2 separate regions of the Homo sapiens genome follow, and region 2 is linked to region 1. The links are chromatin loops, found by intact Hi-C in ENCODE. Cell type or tissue: endothelial cell of umbilical vein. All regions are shown on one strand. Links, peaks and the distances in the headings refer to the core of each region. The heading gives the core; the rest is flanking DNA. Region 1 holds the start of HSD17B2-AS1 (HSD17B2 antisense RNA 1). Region 2 overlaps PLCG2 (phospholipase C gamma 2).

Region 1 (11,892 bases), core at 1,945-9,944:
GGCGGCAGTACCTCTGTCCTGCAGCATTGCTGCAACCTTGCTGTAAGCATCTTTTATCTGCACTGGCTTCGTGATGTCCATTTGGAGCACCGAGAGGCGCGGAGAGCAGGTTCTTCGCAATTCCTCAGCTCCTGGGCCATTTTCATTCAAAACTCCGGCAAATACCGTGAAGCCCAGCTCATCCAGATACTTGCACAAAGCATGGCCAAGCCCGCAATCACCACCTGCATAGGGTCAGGGGAGTAGGGAGTGAGGTCAAACCAGAGTGACAGGAGAAAATATTTAACAAGGAAAACATATTACGTTGTTTACGATTCTCCATGCTCTCTGAAGAGAGGGGTTCCTGAGGAAGTTTCTTTATGTTCTAAGTGGAGAGGTGGGAGGAGAAGCCAAGCCAGACAGATACATTTCCCCATATAAAGAAAGGGGCATAATATAGAATTAGGGGTTGTGAGTGGGCATAGGTGGAAAGAGAAAGGCATGGGGGAAGGGTAGTCCAGGAGTGGCTGGTGGCCAAAGTAATTGGGAAGGAAAACCAAGGCATCCAATGGAAGTAGCTTCAGTAATCTATAATGTGTAGTGTTTGATGTAACTTCACTCACTCTGTAAAACCTTCAGTCAAACATTCATTACAAACTCATACTTTGGACTCGGTTTTGCCTTTTGGAGACACAGGGCAATAACAGAGGCTGCCCATGGGGGCCAGTTCATGCTGGATTATAAAAAGTTCATGGCCACCTGTGTTTCTCACCCTCCTGGGCCTTTTTCCCTATCCATGGTCTGCCCTGAGCCATGGAATAGACGTCAAGCCTAAAAAGAAAGTTACAACAGAAACCAGATAGAAAGCCCTAATTGCATTGCTCTGTGAAAACAGAGACTAATGTAATACACAAAGTATGACTTAAGCTTCTCAGAATTTGAGATGGGAGTATACCCAACCCAGCCAAGAGGGTATTAGGGACCCAGGAAAAAGTGTTTTATACCCACAAGTGCAAAACGTTGATGTCTGAAATTCCTAAGTTGAAGATAACATGAACATTAAATCACCCTTTGAGCTACATACACCATAATAAACATATAACAGTTAACGTCTCTCTTGTTTTAATAAGAAAGTATTTCACATTGCCTGTGTCATGTGATCTTCCTTGGACTCCTGCAGGGATCTCTTGTTGGTAGTCAGACATGCCCGCCAAGAATTGGGAAATAAGGAAAATCAGAGTACATGCAGAGAATCAACTCAAAGATCAGTATGTGAGTGGGCAGGAAAGAGATCTCGCTTCCAAGCTAACAACAGGGGCCTGAAATCTACTGTCTGCAAAGAGAGGGCAGGTGTTCACATACACTATTGATAAACATGTGCAGGACTAAAATCCACCAGTGTGAATTGGCCTATCTTTTGACCCAAAAAGTCTCAGTATTTATCCTAGAGAAATACTTGCAGGCACATAAATGATGTTCTTTACAACACTGTATAAAAGCAAAAGAAGGAATTAACTTAAATGTCTATGAATAGGAGAATGGGTACCTAAATTACGGTACACAAAATGGAATAAGACAAAGCAGTTTTAAAGATGGAATAGAACTATTGACAATGACATGGCTATTGCTCCAAGATGCTTTGTTAAGTGAAATAAAATAATTTGCAGTATAATAATAATTAATAAAATCCAATTTTAATGCAAAAAAGAAGGAGAGTTGATGCCATAAATAGCGAGGTGTGGAAATGTAAAAAAATAAAATAAAATAAAAAAGAATTTGGAAGGAGAGATTCCCTAAGTTTTCCTTAGGAGGACAGGCAGAATGGAGGGTGGACCTTATCTTGTAATGTTTACCATTTTTGCTACAAAAAAGTACTTATTTTTCTTCTGTAATTTCTTTTTTTAAAGGCTATGCTAATTAGAATGGAGACTGGTCAGTCCTCTAAGTGTAGAAAAAGGTGGAAGAGAGAGAGATCCTAGCATGGTTGGCATGTGCGAACACTGCCAGAGAGAGAATGATAGTCATGGCAAAAGGTGTGTGTACTCCTGTCCTTCTGACACCACCATTATGAGATGAACGCCTCTGGTTGCCATCACTGATTGCATTTAACGTTTGCTCCATCTCCTTCCTTCTTATGTCTCCATGTATGTCATTGCCCAGCAAATAGCTCTTGAGTGTAAGTGGTTTCCTCCCTGGGGCTGGCCAGAGGAGGAGATGGTACCAACTGAAACACATGCAAGTGTCTGGACCATGTGATAGACACCTGTCTTAGTGTAAATTAATGCATTAGAATTCTGGTACTAATATATAATATATGTGTATAACCATTTTGTGAGCCCAGTTCCTGAAGAAATGGACCTGTTGCTGGACAAATCCAACTTCTGGATCCACAGTGCTGAGGCCAGATGCTGGACACTGGCAAGTTCACCAGACTGCAGACCAGTGCTGTGTGTGCTCTCCCTGGAATCCCCTAAATACCAGTAGTGGTCAAGTCTGTCTTATAAAATTATTCCCCAAATGTCTACAGTAGAAATTATCCTTCCTATCTTACAGATGAGGAAACTGAAAACAAGAGATGCCAAGATCACACAGATGGTAGGGATCGACCTGGACTCTATTGGATCCTAAATCCAAGTTCATGAGTCACTGTCGTACTGGACCAGCCACCTTCTCCTTCATCTGTGTCAGCAGAGAAGGGAGGTTTGGGCAAGCTAATCCCAGGATGATCCTCTTGTGGTCTGTAAGAAAGGGTATGAATTAACCTGAAAATAACTAACTTTGAACCAGGTTGGAGTTAAAAGTATCTAGAGCCTGGTTATACACACCCTGCTGGGTGAGACCAAGTGTTTCGTGGACAGCCTTTCCCATTTTGTGAGGTACCATACCTTATGCTTCTGCCTTATTATTGGCACAGCTAGATATATGGGGGCCATGGATTTTAAAGCCCCCAGTTCCCCCTAGAGGCTTGTGTGATATCAGGATGCCCAGCATGTTCCTTCTGCACAGAGAAGAAAACTGTTCTGCAGTGCAGAGACAAACACCATGACCTTGACTCTACGGAGCACATAAACAGTCAATCAGGGTATCTGCTGCTCTCTAGAGAGCTAAGAGAGGGGGAAAGGGGTCATCCACCCACTTAGAGCTGCTGACCATGAAGGCATGCAAACTGTCACCTGTATCCAAACCTGAAGTCCATCATCTGCTCCCCAAATCCACCTGAGAATCATGAACTTTGCACTTTCCAATCCTTCCTTTGGCCTTGCATCCCACAAACACTTTGATGTGTTCAACACTGTGTGCCTCCACACAAGATGCTGAGAGCTTCCCAGCTTCCCCTTCCCCACAGGGGTCCACAAGGTTATAATTGTCCTGTGTAACTCCACCTCTTGTCTGGGGCTGATTGGACCAGAGTCAACCAGCTTTTCTCTTTCAGAAATGTGGAATTGTGGCTGCAAGATCCAAAGCAGTGTCCGATACTGTCTGACCAAAGAGGTCATTAAACTCAATAGCAAATGGGGGGACTGGGTGGCTGTCTTCCTTCATGCACATGGAGATATGGGCTAAGTCCTCTTGAAGAGTAACAAGAGGCAAAGCTACAAATAAGAGCAGAGTCTGAGGTCAGATGTTGTCCACAGACATAGACGAGCATCTTCTTGGCTCATGATAGCTTTCCACTCTCTGGTAAACCTCAAGTGCTCTCTTCCCCATGTATGCTTTAAGAAATTCCACATCCTCCTAATAATCCCTCTTCTTTCTCGAGTTAGTTTTAGTGTCTTTCCTGAACATCTTTTTCACTTACTGCAGACACTAAAACTAGTTATCTTTGCTTTGGAAAACAGTCCTCAAAAGGTTAAACATAATGTCACCAGACGACCTAGCAATTCTGCTCCTAGGTGTGTACCCAAGATAAATGAAAATATATATTTACACAAAAACCTGTGCACAAATGTTCATAGCAGCATTATTCATAACAACAGAAAAAAAGAAACTAACCAAACATCCATCAACTAATGAATGGATAAAAAATATGGTATACCCAACAGTGAGATATTATTAAGCCATAGAAAGGAATGAAGTTTCTATGCTTGCTACAGCATGAACATTGAAACCATTACACTGAGTGAAAGAAGCCAGCGTGGCAGGTAAAGGGATGCGAGCAAGGAGGAGACATTGTGATCTTGACTCCTTTTCCTTTGAGTAGAGGATAATTTGTCACATTTTGGAAGGCAGTGCCTTTGAGCAGCTTCATGAGCCTAGGATCTGACTCTCTTAGGAAAGTTCCTTGGAAGAGCCTACAGGTGACAACAGTGTTGAACTTTAGGCAAGCCCTGTGATACTGGAAAATTGCAAAGGTTAAGAAATGTCCCCACCCTTTTGTGTTCTGGGAAACAGCTCACTGCAAAGAACTCCCTTCCCCATATGACTTAGATGAGACTCATAGGTGCCCCCACTTGTTTACCTATGACAAGGCCAGACCCAGAGCCTCCAAACTCCCTTTCTTTGTTTTTGTGGTTAGTTTAACTGCCTGTTTCCACTGGTCAGTCGGAACAAAGTGTTCGTTAACCTAACTTTGGTGTAGAGTCTCTCCTTTCCCCAGGTCCTGGCCCACCCTCAGCCTGAGCCAGCAGACAACTCCTCTTTACAGACCTTCCTGATCAGCCCTCAACCACTGTCTGATTGTGTCACTCTGATCATCCCAGCCCCCAACACCCACTTCTTTCTAACCTTGTTTATGCCTCTTTAGCAAAGCAAAATATTTACTGCCTCATCTTGAGACACTTGCAGATTAAGTGGTCAGAACATTCCCTCTACTGCAATAATCCTTTTGAATAAAGTCTCTCCTAACTAAATCTGAGGTTTTTTTTTGTTTGGCAGTAAATTAATGAAGCCAAAGATCACGGGAGACCATCTGCTTGTGTTTACCCATGAGGCAGTGTGGCATAGGCGAATGGGTGCGAGTCTAGCCCTGCTATTCCTGCCTGTGTAACCCTAGAGAGCCTTTCTAATTACTCTCTGCCTCTGCTTCCTTACCTGTAAAATGGGCTAAATAATGGTACCTGTGTCAGTTAATATTTGTGAAATGCCTAATAGAGCCTATTCCAAACAATTACTACATCAGTCTTTTTAAAAAATAAAACTGTGTCTTTATTTTAATTTTCAGATGTTTCCACTCACAATATTGGTAAATGTAGAGTTTGCCTCTACTGACTGTCAGCTGAACATCTTGGTTAAGACTCAGACTGCCTGATTCTTCTCTTCCACTTACAAGCCTTGGGAAAGTCACATATAACCATGTGGAACCTCCACTTCCTCACATGGAAGGTAGGATTATCATAACACCCCCTCCTAGACTGGCATGGGCAGTCAGCAAGACAGGATTTCGCACTGGCCCAGCGTGTTGTGAATGGCTGTCATCAGTATCGTGGCTGTAACCGTGACGTCATTTCTGACTTATGATGTTAGAGATCAGGCTGTGCTAGGCCTGGTGTCTATGAAGTCCTGAGGCAGCTCAGGGGTCAGAGGGCCTTGAAAAAGTCTGTGGCTAAGGAATCACTCCTTGAGGAGAGGGGAAAATAATTGTATACTCCGGAAACCTGGCAACAAAGCCAGGGCTTTCGTGAGAAGTTGGAAGTGTTTCATAAGAGTTACCCAACAGTGGTGTTTGAAAATAAGCACACCAAGTATGGATTGCATGTTTACCAAGTTCCAGCTAGTTCACATGCATTTACTCACTGAATCCTCTCAATCACCCTGGGGGGTAAGTAATGTTACCATCACCCATTTACAGAGGAGGAAACTGAGGCACAGAAGGATTAAGTCATTCAGCTAAGACACAGCAGAGGTAGTTTGGAGCCAGGCACAGATTAGGATATAAACAACTGGGGTATAAAATATTCAAATCCTCCAAAGCACAAGGCTTAGCCCATAGTGGATGCTCAATAAAAAGCACATGTTGGATGAATAAGCATTGAAGAGGGCACTAGAATATTTGTGCCTTACAAACTGAGAGAGGGTCCTTTGTCACTAGTGCTGAGGGCACCTGACTCATAGTAAGTGCTCAACAGGGCAGAGAAAATGCTGAGGTTGGTGTTAAACTATGTCATTTGGGATCATTCTGTCTCTAGCAGCCTGGAAACCCATCAACTTGGGACAGGCAATGACTACTACAGACCCATTTGTACAAGATTGGAGTGAATTTGAAATAGCAGTTAATTCTAAAAATGTTAATAAAGACTCAGTTTATGTGCAAAAGGGAAATAATGTGAATCACCTTGAATTTGAGGGTATTAGGAATTGTGTAATGTAGTTGCAAAGTGTATTTATGCTACTGCCACATGGGGGCACCATATTAGCTGGTGAACGGAAACACCCCATCATTTGTTGGTTCAAGTCTTAAATTGGGCACGTTGTGAATAACGCGTGTTTGGGAGTTCTTCAGGCCAGGCCTCTTGAATAAAACGCATCCACCCTGTAAATACAGGACTGAGTGCTGGGATGCATGTGCCCTGGAACACAAGCACTGTCCTTTGGAAGCTACATTCAGAAAGAAGGAAGATGGGGGATAAATTTACAAACCTGTAAATGTTTTTTAGTCATTAATAAAACATCATACAAGAAATAAAAGCTCACAGTCAATACTGAGATCAATAAAAGAAGGTATTCTCCATAATCTCACCATATTGCATAACTCTCATAATGTTCATGTTCTTTTTCTTCTAGTCTTTTTTCCTACATATCGTTCTTTAACAGTTATAGCACACATACAATTTGACAGCTGATTTTTAAATTACTATTATATAGACTGGTTTTACATATTTCTACATAGTCTTCAAAGCCATAATTTTTCATTACTATAGATAAAATCGTCCCTATTAAAATACAGCCAAGAGAAATGATGATAACCTGGATTCTGGAGCTGGGAGACCTGGGTTCAAATCCCAGCTCTGTCACTTAACAGCTGTGTGACTTTGGCTGTCACTTAACCTCTCTGTGCCCCAGTTTCCCCATCTTTAAAATGGAGTGACAGTAGGACCTGGGTCATAGAGTTGTTCGAAGGATTAAATAATTTGATATATTAAAGTAATTGGAACAAGGTCTGGCACAAAGCCACTGCTCTCCAGATGTTTATTAAATAAATGGTAACTTTTTTTTTTTTTTTGACAGAGTCTCACTCTGTCACCCAGGCTTGAGTGCAGTGGCACAATCTTGGCTTACTGCATCCTCTGCCTCCTGGGTTCAAGCAATTCTTTGCCTCAGCCTCCCAAGTAGCTGGGATTACATGCACCTGCCACCATGCCCAGCTCATTTTTGTATTTTTAATAGAGACGGGGTTTCACCATCTTGGCCAGGCTGGTCTTGAACTCCTGATCTCATGATCTACCTGCCTCAGTCTTCCAAAGTGCTGGGATTACAGGTGTGAGTCGCCACGCCTGGCCCATAAATGGAAACTTTTTTTAAAAAACCGACACTACACTACTCCTTTCATTGGCTCCCTCCAGTTTCTGGAACCAAAAAGGTTTTCAGATCAGTTCTCTCAGAAGGTCCTCACTGCTTTTCTAGCCACAGCGATGAATCAGCCAAAGATCACAGCTCTGCTTTATGCGTCCTTGCCCCTAAAGCTCCTCCGAGTGCTCCCTTTGCCAATGATGTCTTCAACTACCAGCAGCTTAAGGTGGAGGTGCTTACGGGGTTGGTATCTTCAGAGGCACCAAGACCCTTTCTCATAGTGGAATCTCACTTCTTATGGTAGAACGGACAAACACAAATTGAAGATCTGCTATCTATCAGTAAAAGGATGTGATCTGAATAGGCATTTCATTTGTCCCACACAATGAATTTTGCAAAAATTTGAACAAAGACTCAGAATCGGGAGATTGTACCTGAAAACCCAGATCAATGGTTTCTCTTGATTAACCAGGAGATGAGTCGGCATTCCCACAAGGGACCCATCAGCTGAGGCTGAGGACCTCCGGGGCTCCCCCTCTGATGGGGTATGCACTTGAAGAAACAAGGTTCACTGATCAAGAGCTCTCACACACACACACATTCCCATCACCAGCTTCCCTCAGTAATGCAGCCTACCCTGACCCCATAGCCTTTTGAGTTGGAGATCCCTGACCTACAGTTTCCCACTTACAAAGGTCATCTGAATCAAAGCTGTTTAGCTGGTAGAAAGCCTGTGGGAAACTAGTGGGAAGTGGACTTTCCCCACCCTTTAGTTTAAGACTTAGGCAATCCATCAGATTGCCACCCTCATGTTGACATTGCCTGTTCCCCATAAAATAGATTAAGGTATAATAAAATGTTAGAGAAATACAACAAAACTCTAGCATACTTAGGACTGCCCTGAGGTCAAAATAAAAGCTCAACTCTTAATCCAGGAAGAGCAAATACTTGACCTCCCTCCTCCTTTGCCCTCAGCATTCTTAACGGATAACAGTTGTCGGGTGAGGAGGCCTTGGGAAATAGCTAGATTTTTCATGTCAATTTTTTTTAATGGAAACAAATGCATTTTTCTTGGAACATAACCTTTATGAAGAATTCTCCCATATTCTTGTGATTCCTGTGTTAAGATGAGCAACTGAAGTGCCCGGGAAATTAAACACTTGCCCAAAGCTACACAACGGGAATGTGGTAGAGTCAGCCGTGAAACCCAGGTTTGCTCTTTGCAAAACACATTCCTGTACTGTCCCGGTGCCACTTTTAACTTCTGACACATCTTCCTACCTGTCTTCACCTTCATTCTTTTGTTCCCTCATTCATTCAGATATCATTGTGTTAGGTCCTAAAAACACCCACCCACAGAAGACAAATACTCCCTGGCTTCATGACGCATACTGATTAGGAAAGAGGTTCTCACTCCTCAATCCCACTACAATCTAAAAAAAAGTCAATGCCCATCCCCAGAGACTCCCATTTAATTGGCCTGGATAGGGGTCGGTATCCACTGGCAACAGTTTCTGAGATCTCTTCAGGAGATTCCAAACTTCAGCCAGGATTGAGAGCCACCAATGCAGGAAAGCGATTCTCAACCACAGACAATTTTGTCCCCTGGGGAATATCTGGCAATGTCTGGAAACATTTTTGGTTGTCACAACACAGACTACTATTGAGGCCAGGGATGCTTCTCAACATCTGCCAGCCAACATCCATCCTCAAATATCAACAGTGCCAAGGCTGAGAAACCCTGGTCTAGAGAGAAGATGCACATTGGATAAATAATTACAATATTGGTGAATGTTATTAATAGGAAAGTTCTAGGAATATGTCATAGTTTACTTTTATAGAGAACTCCAGTTTCCTCCTTAAGGGAACACTCATTGGAAAATAATACAGGCAGGAAAGAGAAGAAACTAGGTGATCTCCATCAGAGTACGGACTCTCTTGGGCTGTCTGGTTCACTGTTCCAGACCCCACACCCACTGAGCGCCTGTAGTAAATATTTACCGAATGACAGAATGAACAATTGAGTAAATGAAGAAGTATCACAGTCCAGGCACAACCCATCACCTTCTCACAGTTTCATGTTCTTGCCCTGTACTCGCTCCCTGGACCCATTCATCACCCTCCCTGAGCCCCGCCATCTGTCCACAGTGCCTAAAAATCAGATTTTTTCTTTTAAATGACCTTCATTTTTTAATAGGAACATAACTTAGGAAGGGTTTCTCGATTCTATATTCACAAAGGAAACTGAACTGTACAGATGACTGTAATTCAGCATTCAACTAAGACCTGGTCACCGTGAAAATTCGCATTACCCTTAGGGCACATGTGAACCAACACAAAGCTGATGTGGGAATGGGTGGGGTAGGTGAGCCCTAATGACTTTTGCCCATGTAAGGGGACTAAGTCCAAAAAGTTTGAGAGCCTTATGTTTATATATGTTATCTCACTTTATGCTTGCAACCTAAGGTAAGATGCACATTTTTTAAAAAAACAGATTTTATTTTTTAGAGCAAATTTAGATTTACAAAAAAATCAGAAAGCTAGTACCGAGAGTTCCCAAATACTTCGCATACAGTTTCCCTATTATTAACATCTTATGGCTGGGTGCGGTAGCTCACACCTGTAATTCCAGAACTTTGGGAGGCTGAGGCAGGAGAATCGCTTGAGCCCAGGAGTTTGAGACTAGCCTGGGTAACAAAGGGAGACCCTGCCTCTACAAATAATTTAAAAATTAGCCAGGTGTGCTGGCATACGCCCCTGGCCCCAGCTACTCAGGAGGCTGAGGTGGGAGAATCACCTGAGCCCAGGAGGTTGAGGCTGCAGTGAGCATGCTCATACTGCTGCACTCCAGCCTAGGCGACAGAGCAAAACCCTATCTCAAAAAAAAAAAAAAAAAATTAACAACAACAACAATCTTACATTAGTATGATGTAGTTACATCTTCTACAATTAATGACCCAATATTGATACATTATTATTAACTAAATTCTATACTTTATTCACATTGCGTTACTTTTACCTAATGTCCTTTTTCTGCTGTAGGATCCTGTTCAGGACATTGTGTTACATTTAGTGATCCTGTCTGCTTAGACTCCTGTGGGCTATGACAGGTTCTCAGACCTGACATAGTTGACATAATTGATAGTTTGACGGAGTGCTCATCAGGGATTTTGTAGAACGCCTCTCTATTTGAATTTGTCTGATGCTTTTCTCCTGATTAGACTGGGATTATAGGTTTGGGGGAAGAAGATCACAGAGGTAAAATGCCATTTCATCACATCACATCACATTAAGGGTACATAGCACCCATGTGACTTAAGACTGCTGCTGATGTTGACCTGGAAGATGTTGACCTGGTTGAAGTGGTGTTCATCAGTTTTCTCCACTGCACAGTTGCTTTTTCCCCTTCCCAAGCTGTACGCTTTGAAAGGAAGCCGTTGTGCACAGGCCACACTTAAAAACTGGGGAGTTAGGCTGGGCGCGGTGGCTCACGCCTGTAATCCCAGCACTTTGGGAGGCCGAAGCGGGTGGATCACGAGGTCAGGAAATCGAGAGCATCCTGGCCAACATGGTGAAACCCCGTCTCTACTAAAAATACAAAAAGTAGCCGGGCATGTTGGTGCGCGCCTGTAGTCCCAGCTATTCAGGAGGCTGAGGCAGGAGAATCGCTTGAACCCAGGAGGCGGAGCTTGCAGTGAGCCGAGATTGCGCCACTGCACTCTAGCCTGGTGACGGAGGGGGACTCTCTCTCAAAAAAAAAAAAAGAAAAGAAAAGAGAAAGTGGGGAGTTATGCTCTTCCTTCTTTAGGGTGGAATAGCTCTATACATTATTTGGAATTCTGCACAGGAGATTTATCTCTTCTCCCTCGCTTATTAATTAGTTCAATCACTTATTTATATCAGTTTGGACTCATGAATATTGATTTTATACTTTGGATTATGGCTTACTACTTTGTTGTGTTGCTCTAACTCTTCTAGCTTTGGCTATTTAGAGCTTCCAATTGGCTCCCATAAAAGTGCACATTTTTTCCCATTTTACAGGTGAGGAAACCAAGCTTCAGAAAGAATATAAAAAGTTTCCAGCCTCACTCAAGTAAAAAAGCAGAGGTGCCATTTGAACCCTACGTCCATAAGATTCTAAGGCACCTGTTTTTTTGTTTGGTTGGTTGTTTTTGTTTGTTTGTATTTCCTGTCTAACACATTCTCTCTGAATATAGTCAACTTCCGTGAATCAATGACTAGTGTATATTTCACCTATCGTTGTGAATAGGCAATAGCATTTTTGAGGTTACCAATCTGCTATGTATTATACATTATAGAGAAACTTAATCAGCACCAAGGTTAAGAAACAACATCAACAGCTCACCAGAGATCTCCCTTGTATCTCCTTCCAGTTGTCCCCACCCCTCACAGGTTACCACGATCCTGACTTACAACAGCATAGATCCGTTTTACCTGATTTTTGTT
Region 2 (9,670 bases), core at 1,671-9,670, 170 kb after region 1:
ACAGGCGTGAGCCACCACGCCCAACCTCAATGCTTCTTTTTAAAGAAGATTTTACCACGTGTTTTATTTTCTGACTTTACCTGTTGAAAACCTTGACTGCCTTTTCTGCCCGTGGAAATGATACAGAGCAATGAGAAATTTATTTGTAAAGGTTCACAGTAATATTTTCAAACAGAAATGGGTCATGTGGAAGATGAACATCCCCAATCTTTTGGACCCCTGGAGGGCACAGGAGCTGACTGCTTCAAGCTTTACTTTTAAACATTTGTTTTTTCCTGAGGGAGGAGAAAAATCATAAACGGGAAGAAAGTCTATAGAGTAACTGCTACAAAACGTTGCTTCCATGATGAGTCGTTTTGGTAACACTGGAGCCTAAGTCAGTAGTTGATGCCTTTTTTATTTTATTTATTTATTTTTTATTTTTATTTTTTTGAGACAAAGTCTCCCTCTGTTGCCCAGGCTGGCGTGCAGCGGCGCGATCTCAGCTTACTGCAACCTCTGCCTCCCAGGCTCAAGTGATTCCTGTGCCTCGGCCTCCCAAGCAGCTGGGATTACAGATGTGCACCACCACGCCTGGCTAATTTCTGTATTTTTAGTAGAGAAAGGGTTTCGCCATGTTGGCCAGACTGATCTCAAGCTCCTGATCTCAAGTGATCCGCCCACCTCGACCTCTCACAGTGCTGGGATTACAGGCATGAGACACCACGACAAGCTGGTTGTTGCCTTTTCTCAGCCAAATGCACCCATGAGCCTTTGGTGAGAGAGAGGCCGGAAGGAAAATAGCCAGAGAGGCTATGAGAAGGAAGGAGGGAAATAAGGCGTCTGCCATCTGCCCAGGCAGAGATGCCACCTGACCCTTCTTTTCTTTTCAGTTTAGACACAGAGTCTCGCTCTGTTGCCCAGGCTAGAGTGCAGTGGCACAATCACAGCTCACCACAGCCTCAACCTCCTGGGCTCAAGCGATCCTCCCACCTCAGCCTCCCAAGTTGTTGGGACCACAGGCGCATGCCACTACACACAGCTAATTTTTTTACTTTTCGTAATGATACGATCTCACCATGTCGCCCAGGCTGGTCTCAAACTCTTGGCCTCATACAATCCTCCCACTTCAGCCTCCTGAAGTGCTGGGATTACAGGCATGAGCCACCATATCCAGCCCTGACCATTCTTTTCACATTTGCTCAGAGACCCCCCAATCCAGGTGATACGCGGTACCTGTGCACACCTAGGACCCAGCTGCCAAAACACAGCGGGTGTCTGTTTGCCTTCCTCTAATACCAGCCCAGGAGGAAGCTGAGGAGATACAGATGACAGGGACTCCGTCTCAAAAAAAAAAAAAAAAAGAAAGAAAAAAGAAAACAAAGAAACATCACACTCTAACTCCATAAATATGCACAGTTATTATGTGTCCATTAAAACCTTTTTACAATTCGAAAGAAAACATGGAGCAACCACATGGTTATCCTCAATTTGCTGCGAGCCTGACCTCCACCAAGAAGGAGCTACTCACGTTCAATGCAGCGACAGCCCATGCGCAGGCAGCGGATGTAAGCTTCTGGGGACGACTCGCTCCGCAGCTGGTCACCTGTAAGGTACCTGCAGGAGAGAAGGCAGGTGGCCGTGTGAGAGTGGCAGCCACAGGGGTTGGGGGGCAAGCCTGCACCTCAGGGTGTTGTGGGGGAACTTCTCCGCCCGAGCCGCCAAAGCTCTGAGTTCTTCCATGTAGAAAGACTCAAAGCTAAGGCCTAGGACAGAAATACACAATCCCACGGTCACACTGGGCATGAGCTCTGAAGTCAGGCCACAATCGCAGGAAGTGACTGCTGACCACCTGGGCAATGCAAGCGTGGAGAGGACGTGTTCTTTTGAGGAGAAGTTGGTCAAAGCACGTCAGAAGCAAAAAAAGCTGCAGAAGATGAATTAACAAGGCCCCATGGCCGCTCTCTGGGTCCTCGGTCTAAACAAAGATGGGCACTTCTTTTGATATCAAGGCTTGAGGCCAGGCACAGAACAGATATTCAACAACTGTTGGTGCAATCGGCTATGCTAGGAGCCATATCCACCAAAACTGCCGTAAGAATGACTCTTTAATGCACTTTCCTCCTTGTCATGATTCACCCCAACTTTTTTAAAATTTGTGTTCCGAGGCCAAGCACGATGGCTCATGCCTGTAATCCCAGCACTTTGGCAGGCTGAGGCGGGCAGATCACGAGGTCAGGTGTTCAAGACCAGCCTGGCCAACATAGTGAAATTCTGTCTCTACTAAAAATACAAAAACAAAACAAAACAAAACAAAACAGGGCATGGTGGCTCGTGCCCGGAGTCCCAGCTACTCGGGAGGCTGAGGCAGGAGAATCTGTTGAACCGGGAAAGCGGAGGTTGTGAGCTGAGATCGCACCAATGCACTCCAGCCTGGGCAACAGAGTGAGACTCTGTCTCAAAAAAAAAAAAAAAAAAGTTTATGTTCCTCACACTAGGTTCTGTCAGAGGGTGGTAGGAGGGACAGGATCAGGAAAAATAACTAATGGGTAGTAAGTAGGCTTAATGCCTGGGTGACAAAATAATCTGCACAGCAAACCTCCATGACACAAGTTGACCCGTTTAACAAACCTGCACATGTACCTCTGAACTGAAAATAAAAGTTTTTTTTTTAAGTTTGTATTTCTTAACTGTCTTCTAGGTTTTCTAGAATTCACCATGCTGAAACACAAACTCTTAAAATGATGGGCATGGTGGGGAAGAGAGAACTGTGAAATCAATTTCCCCCTGAAAGACATTTTACCTTCCCAAATGCCTGGAGCATAACACCATAAAAAGCCTTTTCCCAGATGACCCCCTGGAATGTCACTTAGGAAAGTCCCCACCCACAGCTGTGGGGGCCATCACCCAAGGACTTCACCCCTCACCCAATAAGACAGACTAAATACTGGAACATCAGCGCAACATCCTGTATCCTCCTTCTGTTGCAATCAGAGTAACCATCCCAAGAGCCCCCTGTGAGCATCTCATCTTCTGGTTAAAAGTCGTCAGGGTCTCCCCGACAGCTCTCACGGTGACCTACAAGATCCTGCTCCAGCAGGACCTGCCTTCCTCCCCTCCTGACACCGCTCTCCTGGATTCTGCACTCCAGCCTTAGCAGACTCCTCTCAGTTGTTCCTGCCCCAGGGCCTTGGCACATGCTGCTCCTCTGTCTGAAACACTTCTCCTTGCCTTACCACCTGCTCCCCACATCAGCAAGTCCTATTCTGTGGTTAACTTTCAATGGAGGTCTTCCTCCCAGCACATGAGGACATGGCTGCTGCCGGTTCACAGCCACATCCCCAGCTCCCAGCAGGCACAGGGTACACACTCCCTATAAGTCAATTCAATGAGTCACTGAATTGCTTTGCTGTGGCTACTGTGAGATGCCCAAATCGTGAAAAACTAAGTTTACTATGTTACTTTAGTTACTAAGTTACATAAACTAAGTTACTTTTGTTTTTACTAGCTTTTTAGGGCCACAGAAAAGAGATTATTATTACAATGCCAGCTGACAAAGGGAAGTGTGTTCCCAGCCCCTTCCAGAAGCTTCTGTGTATTTTAGTCCAAGGAATGCGGTGCTACACCCTCCACCTGCTTCACAACAGGGCTCACCGGAGCGGCGTATCGGACCCCTGCCTCAACCCTCACGTGCTCTGTGCTGCCCAACCCATCACAGGCTCATCTGAAACTCACGTGTTATGTGACGAGGAGATCCAGTAATGAGACAGGGGGTTGTTCATGTCCTGCATGTCCACCGCGTCATACTTCTCATCCCAGATGCTGTTTTCTCGTGAAAACAGGTACGTGAGGAACTAAAAGAGTCAAACACGAAGACCGAATCATCACGTTGACGGGCAGGATGGTGTCTGCTTGTTTCTGGTCTGCGCCCACCAGGGGGGAAGAACAGCTCTGATGCGGGAAATCAACAGGCGGTCTCCAGACCTCAGTTACCCACGTTTTCAATACCGAAGGCTCAGGCTGCAATGGGCTGCAGCGACATATTTGTTCCATGGACCTAGACAATATTTTCCTTTGTAATGTTTATCCTAAAATATTTGCTACTGCAAGGGTTTATGCTTACCATATATACATTGTTGTTGGTTTTTCTTTCTTTGTTTTTTCACACTGAGTCATGCTCTGTTGCCCAGGCTGGAGTGCAGTGGCACAATTTCAGCTCACTGCAACCTCCACCTCCTGGGTTGAAGCGATTCTCCTGCCTCAACCTCCCAAGCAGCTAGGATAACAGGCGTGCACCACCACACCAGGCTAATTTTTGTATTTTTAGTAGAGACAGAATTTTACCATGTCGGCCAGGCTGGTCTCAAACTCCTAACCTCAAGCGATCCACCCGCCTCAGCCTCCCAAAGTGCTGGGATTACAGGCGTGAGCCACTGCACCCGGCCTCATATATACAATTTAAAGCATAATAGTAGCATGAATATTTGTGAACCCACGACCCAACTTAAGAAACAGAGTGTTATCCATATCAGAATGTTGAAAGGGCAGGAAATTTCAAGTTACAATTCCTGGCCCCTTAAAAAAAAATGCTTTAGCGATCTGGGCCTAATTTCTGCTGCGTGAGAACGACCTCATATGGGTCAGTCGCTCCCCAGTTCCACCTCCCCTCCTTCCCTATGCAAGGTCAAAGGCAACCATTCTGACCAGCAAGCACCCAGACACCTTCGCATTCTGTTTCTGTGCTTGCAATGGTTCAACTCTCCCTGGTGGCAGATGCCCTCTAGTGGCAAAATCAATAATCCCACCCAGGCAACACGGTCAGTAGAGAAGAGTAAGAAAGGGCTATGAAACTGCCTTTCCAAAATCAGAACAACAAGAAAATTATGACAGTGAAACAGATCTGATCTAACCAACCTCTATCTTGCCTTTAACCTCCAAACTGCCCTTAATTATTCCTGGGCTTGGGCCAAGCTAACTTTGGAAAACATTTAGTTTATAGTTTAAATACCAGCCCTTCCCCCAAAATAAACTGCCTTTGTAAAGCTAAGGTAAGACCAGGTTAGGAGGATGAGAGGAGCCTGGATTCTGCTAAGGTGGAGACTAACTGGTTACCAGCCATTTTTCTGGAGGTTACAAGATTAGCAACTTCCTCAGTTACTCCTACAGATAACATCACTGTGGTTTAACCTAAGATTGGCCTTTTGAGACGTCTTTTCGGGCGTTCGCATGGCTCTACCTGGACCGCCCACTGGTCCTGTGGCCCCACCCAGAAGCACACTATTTTCCACAACCATATGATTGCATCTCCAACCAATCAGCAGCACCCTTTCCCTGGCCCGCCAAACAATCTTTAAAAAAAAACCCTAGCCTCCGCCAGGTGCGGTGGCTCACACCTATAATCCCAGTACTTTGGGAAGCTGAGGCGGGCTGATCACAAGGGTCAGGAAGTCGACACCAGCCTGGCCAACATAGTGAAACCCTGTCTACTAAAAATACAAAAAAAATTAGCCAGACATGGTGGACAGCGCCTATAATCCCAGCTACTCGGGAGGCTGAGGCACGAGAATCACTTGAACCTGGGAGGCGGAGGTTGCAGTGAGGTGAGATCCCACCACTGCACTCCAGGCTGGGTGACAGACTGAGACTCCATCTCAAAAACAAACACACAAGCAAACAAACAAAAACATAAAAAAACGAAACTCCAGCCTCTGAAAGGGAGGATGATTTGAGTAATAATAAAACTCCAGTCTCCCATTCAGCTGGCTCTAAGTGAGTTAAGCTCTTTCCCTATTGCAATTCCCCTGCCTTGATCAATCGGTTCTGTCTAGGCAGCAGGCAAAATGAACCCACTGGGCAGTTACAGTTACAGTAATCTAGAACCTGGGAGAAAAAAGAAAAGAAAAGAAAAGAAACAATCCCAGCTAACCAGTCAGTCGAGGCAACATCATACAGCAAAGTTCTCCAAGGAAAGACAAACAGAAAATAAACCTCAGAAAGCACAGACATCAATCAAAAAGTCACCCCCAAGCGACAACAAGCCCAGCCTACTCACCTCATCCACAAACAAGAAAGGCTCAGCAGTTTCACGCATGGTGTCATCAATGAACTTTGTCATCCGCTCACGGACTTTGTTCAGATCCTGAGCCCAATGCTCCTTAAAATGACAAAGAGAACGAGAGATCAGCAAAGTGAGAACTGATAAAATTCTTCATTTCCCAGGGTCCATCCAGTCGCAATCGAAGACTGAAACATCAACCAATTCCGAATTCACTTGCAATCGACCACCACATGTTGAGGCCTCATTCTGCACATGGCCCTCTGCCAGGGGTCAGCAAATGTTCTCTGCAGAGAGCCAGAGGTAAATATTTTGGGCTCTCTGAGCCATACGGTGTCTGTCGCAACCACTCAACTCCGCTGTTGTGTTGCAAAAGCAGCCACAGATGATCCGTAGGCAAATGGGCATGGTTGTATTCCAACAATATTTTGTTTATAAAAACAAGTGGTCAGCTATATTTGGTCCATAGGTCATGGTTTGCCAGCTCCTGCCCTATGATAGCTCTTTACGTTTGTTAGTATGAAGCAGCCTGGGGGCATAGTAGTTACATCAGCCTTCCAGGTCACTTACCTGGGTTGGCATCTCATTCCACCTAGTTGACCTTGGGCAAGTTACATACCGTCTCTGTGCCTCCCCATCCATGAAGTGGGAATAAGAGTATCTACCACACAGTTTCTGTGAAGCATTGTATGAAATGTACACTGTATGAAGCATTGTATAAAATCTTATTAGGTTATGTGCCTAATGCAGCACCTGGTGCACAGAAAGTGCTCAGACCCACTTTGGTAGGCCGAGGCGGGTGGACTGCCTGAGCTCAGGAGTTTGAGACCAGCCTGGCCAACATGGTGAAACCCCATCTCTACTAAAATACAAACATTTTTTTTTTCTTTAAATCAGCTTGGCGTGGTGGCAGGTGCCTGTAATCCCAGCTACTCAGGAGGCTGAGGCAAGAGAATTGCTTGAACCCAAGAGGCGGAGGTTGCAATGAACCGAGGTTGTACCATTGCACTCCAGCCTGGACAACAGAGTGAAACTCTGTCTCAAAAAAAAAGAAAGTACTCTGACCGTGGCAGCTTGTGCAAACAAGCATCTTTCTTCCTCCTATGGTCATCTCACTTAGTCCACACAACTCCGCAAGTCATTTATTGCCATTGTCATTTTACAGAAAAGGAAACAGAGGCCCAGGAACAATACCTCATGATCCTAAGCTCACACAGCTTGTAAACTGCAGAGTCTCAGCTCCAAATAACGAAACTGATATGGAATGTAATCATATGCCCTCTTTTCAAAAGAATAGGCAAACAGGGCTGCTGAAACACTGATAACGTCTGAAATATACATGACCAGTTCCAAAGCAGCTGCTGCACAGTCCTAGACATTCTAGAAACCCTTTAAAAAAAGAATGCATAATATTAAGTAACTGTTGCTTTCCTCTCCATGCCCTGAAATCCCAAATATTCATAGGAAAAGGGGATGAAATATGACATGTAAATTCAACTTTGATCAATGCTTTCTTCACTTCAAATATTCTAACAACTTTATCTTTATGACTAATAGAAGCAAATATGCGACCAGATGTGTGTGTGCTTAGATGGGAAGGGCTGGATGCAATGTCCGAAACAATGAAAAATAGAAGAACAGACACAAATCAGGTGGTGACCAGCAGGCTGGTGACATGCATGGGTGCAAGACAAAAATGAACTGCTGTTGACTCTTGCAAATATGCCTGGATCAGGGGCCCAAAACAGCTAGGAAGGTGGGAAACTACAAGCTCATTTGAATACAGAGGTGTCAGAATCTTTGAATACTAGAACATGAAACCCAAATTGTGGGATATTTTATTAAAATACTAGGCCGGGCGTGGTGGCTCATGCCTGTAATCCTAGCACTTTGGGAGGCCGAGGTGGGCGGATCATGAGGTCAGGAGATCGAGACCATCCTGGCTAACACGGTGAAACCCCGTCTCTACTAAAAACACAAAAAATTAGCTGGGCGTGGTGGCGGGTGCCTGTAGTCCCAGGTACTCGGGAGGCTGAGGCAGGAGAATGGCGTGAACCCAGGAGACAGAGTTTGCGGTGAGCAGAGATCGCGCCACTGTACTCCAGCCTGTGTGACAGAGCGAGACTCCATCTCAAAAGAAAAAAAAAAAAAACAACTTTGCCTGGCCAAGATGTCCCAAAGAGGCTGGAGGCATTCTCCTTCCTTCCCCCTACAAAGTTTTTGCATTTATCAAAAGGCATGGGTACTTAGCTAATATAACCTGGCCCTGGACTGGCTGCAAAGAAAGAAATCTTCTACCTAAAGAAGACTGAAATGTCAATATTCTAGGGGTTATAAAATGCATCCACTTGGTGTAGGGTATTGCACTAGATACCTGTAATAGTGAAAATGGCAAAGAATAAGGATGAAAATAAAAATAAATGGCGATGGCCATCAACACTGAGCACTGACTCTATACTCGGCCCCACACGGTGTCTCATCTTGAACTTACCACCACCCCAGGAGGTACAGGTTATTCTCCATGTTATATAAATGGGGAAACAGAGGAGAGGCTTCTAGTCATTAAGTAAGTGGTCCCAGTCATGAGCCTCAGACTAAACCCAGAAACACTGATTCTAGAAACATACTTTTAACCCCCTTCCTATCCCATCACCCATCCATCCCAGAGCTGTACTATGGCGTACTTAACCAATCCTCTAAAGAAATTTAGATTACTTCCAAGTTTTCATTCCTATTAAAAATGCTGCCATTATTTCCTTAGGATAAGTGTCTGGGAGGGCAACTATTTACTCCAGATATAGAATCGAGTTGTAAAGCTTTCTTTTCATTGCATACAGCCAAAGTGTTTTCTAGAAAAGGCATACTAATTTGCACACAAAGTGCTGCAGTGATTATTCCATATGAGCATCTGTGTGACCAACAAACATCGCATGGATGCTCATGGCTGCTCGGGTCCTAACTCCCCAGATGCAGAGAGAGAGATTTCCTACACTTTCTCCTGGCCCCAGATCCCTGATCTCTAAGGGCAGCCCAGCAAAGGGCCCCGTTTGGGGAAAGCACGTAATAAAGTCAACCACCACTAGGTGGGGTAAATCTACACGCCCCAGTCTCCCTACCAGGTGGTGAATTCTAGGATGCGAGGCTACTTGTCCCCAAGAATTTAACCAATTTAACTTTAATCGTTCCCTACTAAACTGAATAATTTAGTGGAAGGAAAATAATGAAGGGAAAAAAGTGCATGAATTTCTCTCTACCTCACTCTAGCACCAGCTCAGACCTAACGTGACTGTGCCCAATAAAATTAACTTATTACCTTCATTTTACTTCCTCCCTCAAACTTAGTCTCAGGTTGGGCAAATAAGCCTTCTTTTGATCATCATCATTCAACCCCGGCACTAGGAAGGCATGATGATTACAACACGCATCAACATCCTCATTCACCATTTATCAGCCTACTAGGGTAGCTACGACCCTTTCCTGAGCCCTCAGTGTGGATGGCCTTGTGCAAAACATGTCTTCTCTACTCATAAGTTTCTCTTCCATCAATGAAATCCAAATGCAGGCTGGGTATCGGATGGCATTTAAAAATTACTGTTAATTGCACAAGCTGTAAGAGGAGTGTTATGGCTATATTTT

What was found. Hi-C counts contacts between places; a loop is a spot of excess contacts. Peaks named below come from ENCODE experiments on the same cell type or tissue, not always from the same donor. Only the 100,000 strongest peaks of a DNase experiment are listed, where the experiment ranks them.
Region 2: a loop joins it to region 1, with 14 times the contacts of the local background. A loop is called at or near these places in 11 of 110 quality-filtered maps.

What each region holds. Positions count from the first base shown.
Region 1 is chr16:82,056,502-82,068,393 of GRCh38, reverse strand. HSD17B2 (hydroxysteroid 17-beta dehydrogenase 2) reads right to left here. Exons shown (of 5, transcript NM_002153.3): 2 at 12-224. It overlaps HSD17B2-AS1 (HSD17B2 antisense RNA 1), which reads left to right and starts at 1,628. Exons shown (of 2, transcript XR_933797.3): 1 at 1,628-5,301. In endothelial cell of umbilical vein, for the core only: a CTCF peak has its summit at 6,314 (motif pointing right); a DNase peak (open chromatin) is centred at 6,343; H3K27me3 peaks cover 1,997 bases.
Region 2 is chr16:81,885,635-81,895,304 of GRCh38, reverse strand. PLCG2 (phospholipase C gamma 2) reads right to left here. Exons shown (of 33, transcript NM_002661.5): 10 at 6,032-6,133; 11 at 3,715-3,833; 12 at 1,511-1,596. Among named protein-coding and RNA genes, the nearest start is that of PLCG2, 110 kb to the right of the region's middle. In endothelial cell of umbilical vein, for the core only: CTCF peaks have their summits at 4,763 (motif pointing left) and 9,115; a DNase peak (open chromatin) is centred at 4,744.